Linked DNA regions of Homo sapiens: region 2 is linked to region 1. The links are chromatin contacts, found by Hi-C or POLR2A ChIA-PET in ENCODE. All regions are on one chromosome and are shown on one strand. Each heading gives the region's core, a stretch centred on a gene start or an enhancer-like site at or near the end of the contact. The rest is flanking DNA. Distances are from core to core; before and after follow the strand shown. Region 1 overlaps JAK3 (Janus kinase 3). Region 2 overlaps FCHO1-AS1 (FCHO1 antisense RNA 1).

Region 1 (2,711 bases), core at 191-2,690:
GCACACAGTTGGCACTCAATAAATGTTTTTGGCCTGAGCAAATTAATTTATCAATGACCAACTGCATGTCAGACACTTCCACAAAGGTTATGATTATATGATTATAAACCATGAGAGGGTGGGATGTGGTGGCTCACGTCTGTAATCCCAGCACTTTGGGAGGCCGAGGCAGGAGGATCACTTGACCCCACGAGCTCAAGACCAGCCTAGGCAACACAGAGAGACCCCATCTCTTTAAAAAAATTTTTTAAAATTAGCCAGGCACAGTGGCTTATGCCTGTAAATCTCAGCACTTTGGGAGGCCAAGGCAGGAGGATCGCTTGAGCCCAGGAGTTCAAGACCAGCCTGGGCAACATAGCGAGACCTTGTCTCTTAAAAAAATTATTTTTATCTTATTTGTTTGTTTATTTATTTATTTATTTATTTTGAGATGGAATCTTGCTCTGTCGCCCAGGCTGGAGTGCAGTGGCATGATCTTGGCTCACTGAAACCTTCCCCTCCCAGGTTCAAGCAATTCTCCTGCCTCAGCCTCGCAAGTAGCTGAGATCACAGGCACCCACACATGGGTAATTTTTGTATTTTTAGTAGAGACAGGGTGTCACCATGTTGGCCAGGCTAGTCTCGAACTCCTGACCTCCGGTGATCTGACCGCCTCAGCCTTCAAAAGTGCTGGGTTTACAGGTGTGAGCCACCACACCTGGCCAAAATTATTTTTAAATTAGCCAGGCATGGTGATGTACACCTATAGTCCCAGCACTTTGGGAGGCTGAGGCAGGAGAATCGCTTGAGCCCACGAGTTCAAGACCAGCCTGGGCAATATAGTGAGGCTCCCATCTCTAAAAAATTATTTTTAAATTAGCCAAGTGTGGTGGTGTACACCTGTAGCTCCTGCTACTAGAGACACTGAACTAGGGGAATCACTTGAGCTCAGGAGTTGGAGGCTGCAGTGAGCTATAATTGCACCCCAGCCTGGGCAACAGAGTGAGCCCCCATCTATAAAAAAGAAAGAAAGAAAGAAAAAAAAAAACCATGAACGTCACCACCATTTATGGAGCATCGACTGTGTGCTCGGCTTTGAGCTGAGCCCTCATAGGCACAGGTGTTCAGGAGTCTAATCTTCCCTCACCCTATAAGGCATTACTATTCTCATTTTGGAAAAGGGTAAACTGAGGCTCTGAAAGTGCTCTGACTTGCCACACAGTGAGAGAGTAGCCAAGTGGGGGCCAGGATCCTCATCGGCCTCACACTCTAGCCTTTCTTCTCAGTACAGAGACTCAGGCGCCAGCTGGCTTGCCCGAGACCCCGGCCCAATCTACAGACTGGGAAACTGAGGCTAGCCCTGCGGCGCTCACCTCAGCAGGGCAGGCAGGAGGCGCCGGCAGCCTCTGGCCCTCCTCCAGCAGTTCCAAGAGGCGGCAGAGGGCGGGGACATCCCGCTCACATCCCATCATCCGCAGGAACTCCTGGAGCCAAGGAGGAGCGCATGTGGTGGGGGAGGAGCCTCCGTGGGTGGAGGGGGAGGGGCCACCCGTGGTGGGGGTAGGGGCCATCTGTGATGGAGCGGGGAGGGGCTGCCTGAACCGTGAAGGGGTCAGAAAGGTGAGGAAGCGTCCTCCCCACTGGGGCCTATGATGCTGGGACCAGGTGACCCCATGCTAAAGAGGGACGCAGGCGCAGACAGGTTGGAGATTGGCCACGAGGGGCGTGGAGGGAGAAGAAGGCTGGGGGCTCTGGGAAGCCGACTCACGGCCGAGGGGCTGCAGCTTTTGTCGCAGTAGGTGAAGAGCTCGTACAGGACGACCCCGAAGCTCCAGACGTCTGACTGGCGAGAGAAGATGTTGTCCGAGAGGGATTCGGGGGCATACCTGGAGAGGGGACAAGGTCTTGAGATGCGAGGGTGTAGAAAGGACAGGAAGAGGGGGGCAGCCTTGGAATGGGGAACTGGTCAGGGTAGGTGGGGACTGTGAGCAGGTCAGTCCCGTCTCCAGGGTCTCGGTTTCCCTGGCTGTGGGATAGGTGGATTCTCCAGCCCTGGGAGGTGCCTGGGAAGAGCTAAGGCTGTGGGGAGGAGGCGGGGGCAGCACGGAGGGGCGGAGATGGGGGCGGGGCCAGAGCCGTGGGAGGGGGAGGGGCCAGAACTGGGCGGGGGGAAGGGCGGAACTAAGAGGGGGCCAGCCCTGAGGGGCGGAGCCAGCGTGTTGGAGGGGTGGGGTTCTGAAGCTTGGGCGGGGCGAGAGCTGAGAGAAGGGCGGGGCTAAGGCTGGGGGCCGCTGACAGCAGGGCAGCGGGAGACAGAGGAGCCAGTGCTGTTGAGGGGGCGGGGCTCTGGGGAGTGGGAGGGGCCAAAGCTGCAGCGGAGGAAGGGCGGGGCTAAGGCTGGGGAGCAAAGCAGCGGGAGGGGGCGGGGGCATGGCTGGGGGCGGAGCCAGAGCCGTGGGGAATAGGGGCGGAGCCTAGGCGCGGGTTCCCCACCAGAAAATGGGGCTCTGGCCTGGCTCGCGGACCACGTAGTAGTCTTTGTCAAGCGGCAGCAGCTTAGCTAGGCCGAAGTCAGCGATCTTGACGTGTGCCTCGCTCTCCACGAGGATGTTTCGGGCGGCCAGGTCGCGGTGCACGCAGCGGCGGGAGCCCAGGTACTCCATGCCCTGCGGGCGGGCGGTGTGAGCGTGCAGAGAGGATCCCAGGATAATCCGGCAGGTACCCCAAGCGTG
Region 2 (2,769 bases), core at 260-2,759, 91 kb before region 1:
AATGTAACAAAATGATGAGTCGTTTTTCAGTGCAATGGACCCCCAGGGTGCAAGTCACATATCGCTGGAGCATTAACAGATGAACAAAGCATGCCCAATTCATAACCCTTGGGTGGAATGAAAAAGTCAACTACAGGTAGAACCCAAGTACTCGGATCAAGGAATGGGGACTATGCTGGGCGTGGTGACTCATGCCTGTAATCCCAGCACTTTGGGAGGCCCAGGCAGACGGATCACCTGAGGTCAGGAGTTCGAGCCTGGCCAACATGGTGAAACCGTCTCTACTAAAAATACAAAAGAAACTAACGGGGCATGGTGGTGCGCACCTGTAATCCCAGCTACTCAGGAGGCTGAGGCAGGGAGAGTTGCTTGAACCCAGGAAGTAGAGATTGCAGTGAGCTGAGATCCCACCGTCACTGAGATCCAGCCTGGGTGACAGAGCGAGGCTCCATCTCAAAAAAAAAAAAAGGAATGGGGACCAAATTAAAAAGAGAAAGCTGGGTGTGGTGTCTCATGCCCAGGAATTGGAGACTAGCCTGGGCAACATAGTGAGACCCCGTCTACAAAAGATACAAAAATTAGCTGTGTGTTGTAACATACGCCTGTAGTCCCAGCTACTTGGGAGGCTGGGGTGGGAAGATCACTTGAGCTTCCGGAGGTTGAGGCTACAGATAGCTGTGATTTCGCCATTGCACTCTAGCCTGGGCAACAGAGCAAGACCCTGTCTCAAAAAATAAAAGGGGGAGGGCGGTGCCTTGTTTACTGCAGTGTGGACTTGAGCACCAAAAACACATCATCGCCCCTGCACGTGATGCAGTCATATCACCCCCATTGCATTTCCGTATCTCTCCCATGATAACCCTCTGCCTATGAAACCTGCCCCCAAGCTCCAGCTTGAAGAGACAGATTTGAACTTCGCCTACTGTCTCCTTGCCAGTTGACTCTCAAAAAAGCTTTTTAGGCCAGGTGCAGTGGCTCATGCCTGTAATCCCAGCACTTTGGGAGGCCGAGGCAGACGCATCACTTGAGGTCAGGAGTTCAAGATCAGCCTGGCCAACATGGAGAAACCCCATCTCTACTAAAAATACAAAAATTAGCCAGGTGTGCTGGTGCACGTCTTGTAATCCCAGCTACTCTGTGGCAGAAGAATTGCTTGAACCTGGGAGGCAGAGGTTGCAGTAAGCTGAGATCGCACCACTGCACTCCAGCCTGGGCAACAGAGCAAGATTCTGTCTCAAAACAAAATAAAAACAAAAACTGTTGGAAGTTCCTCCCACTGGGCAAACAGTGTCAGGTGGGCGAGTGAAACACAAAGAAGCAACAGCCCATGGTGTGAGGTGTGGGGAGGTGGCACGCGCACCCCGAGGGCTCAGAGGAAGCCTTTTAGCGCTGCCGCCTTGGGGGTTAAAGGAGGCTTCCCAAGGATGCAAAAGGGTGAGCCTTATTAGGGAAGGGGAAGGGTGCTCCTGGAGGAGGGACCGGCAGAGGCAAAGGCCTGGTTTGCTGGAGGAACTGAGAGAAGGGTGACATTGACGCCCCCGCAAAGGGGGAAGAGTGTGGGAGGCAGCTGCCTGGAGGCCTCACTGAGCAGCTGGGACCAAATCCCATGGGGCCCTGGGGGAGGGGAGACGCAGGGGAAGCGGGCTTAAAGTGGACTTGGGAGAGGCCCGCCAGTGGAAGAGGGGTGGGGGTGGGGGTGCCAGGTCCTGGTGGGGCGTGGCCAGAGCTCATTTCTGGGAAGATGTCAGCTCTTCCCAGAGAGAGGCAGTGATGGGGCAGGGCGTGGTGGAGCCCTGCCTGGTATGGTACCTCCTCCAGGTAGCCCTCCTTGCTACCTCTTAGTCCACTGCCTGGACCCTTCCTGACTCCCTCTCTTAAAAGTGTCCTGGCCAGGCATGGTGGCTTACGCCTGTCATCCCAGCACTTTGGGAAGCTGAGGCAGGCGGATCACCAGAAGTCGGGAGTTTGAGAACAGCCTGGCCAACATAGTCACACCCCGTCTCTACTAAAAATACAAAAATTAGGGCCGGATGCAGTGTCTCACTCCTGTCATCCTAGCGCTTTGGGAGGGTGAGGTGGGTGGCTCACCTGAGGTCAGGAGTTCGAGACCAGCCTGACCAACCTGGTTAGCGGGGCGTGGTGGCACACGCCTGTAATCCCAGCTACTCTGGAGCCTGAGGCAGGAGAATCACTTGAACCCGGGAGGCAGAGGTTGCAGTTACCCGAGATCGCGTCACTGCACTCCAGCCTGGGCGACAAAAGCAAAACTCCGTCTCAAAAAAAAAAAAAAAAAATTATTCGGGCGTGGTGGTGGGTGCCTGTAATCCCAGCTACTCGAGAGGATAAGGCAGGAGAATCGCTTGAACCTGGGAGGTGAAGGTTGCAGTGAGCTGAGATGGCCTGGGCAACAAAGTGAGACTGTCTCAAAATAAATAAATAAGGCCGGGCGCAGCGGCTCAACGCCTGTAATCTTAGCACTTTGGGAACACCTGAGGTCAGGAGTTTGAGACCAGCCTGGCCAACATGGTGAAACCCCGTCTCTACTAAAAATACAAAAACTAGCTGGACGTGGTGGCGGGCGCTTGTAATGCCAGCTACTCAGGGGACTGAGGCAGGAGAATCACTTGAACTCGGGAGATGGAGGTTGCAGTGAGCCGAGATCGCACCATTGCACTCCAGGCTGGGGGACAAAAGCGAGACTTCATCTCAAAATAAATAAATAAATAAATAAATAAATAAATAAATAAATAAATAAAGTGTCGTCCTGTC

The links. A loop is a pair of places that touch in the nucleus more often than their neighbours do. ChIA-PET counts read pairs that join two places held with the same protein, here RNA polymerase II (POLR2A). Pooled maps may share reads with other maps.
Region 2: a loop to region 1 is called in a pooled map, with 2.0 times the contacts of the local background. The contact joins two enhancer-like sites. A Hi-C loop is called at or near these places in 4 of 50 pooled maps. POLR2A ChIA-PET finds 5 or more read pairs at or near these places in 16 of 52 experiments (AG04450, B cell, BJ and 13 more).

What each region holds. Positions count from the first base shown.
Region 1 is chr19:17,828,756-17,831,466 of GRCh38, forward strand. It overlaps JAK3 (Janus kinase 3), which reads right to left. Exons shown (of 24, transcript NM_000215.4): 21 at 2,473-2,645; 22 at 1,748-1,865; 23 at 1,353-1,463. Among named protein-coding and RNA genes, the nearest start is that of INSL3, 8.6 kb to the left of the region's middle. RefSeq lists a silencer at 2,278-2,327 and an enhancer at 2,299-2,711. Within about 2 kb of position 1,441, at least 6 of the 41 ENCODE cell types and tissues checked have a DNase peak (open chromatin) inside an H3K27ac peak, as active enhancers do.
Region 2 is chr19:17,737,867-17,740,635 of GRCh38, forward strand. All of the region lies in intron 3 of FCHO1-AS1 (FCHO1 antisense RNA 1), which reads right to left. Among named protein-coding and RNA genes, the nearest start is that of FCHO1-AS1, 12 kb to the right of the region's middle. RefSeq lists an enhancer at 997-1,497. Within about 2 kb of position 1,510, at least 5 of the 41 ENCODE cell types and tissues checked have a DNase peak (open chromatin) inside an H3K27ac peak, as active enhancers do.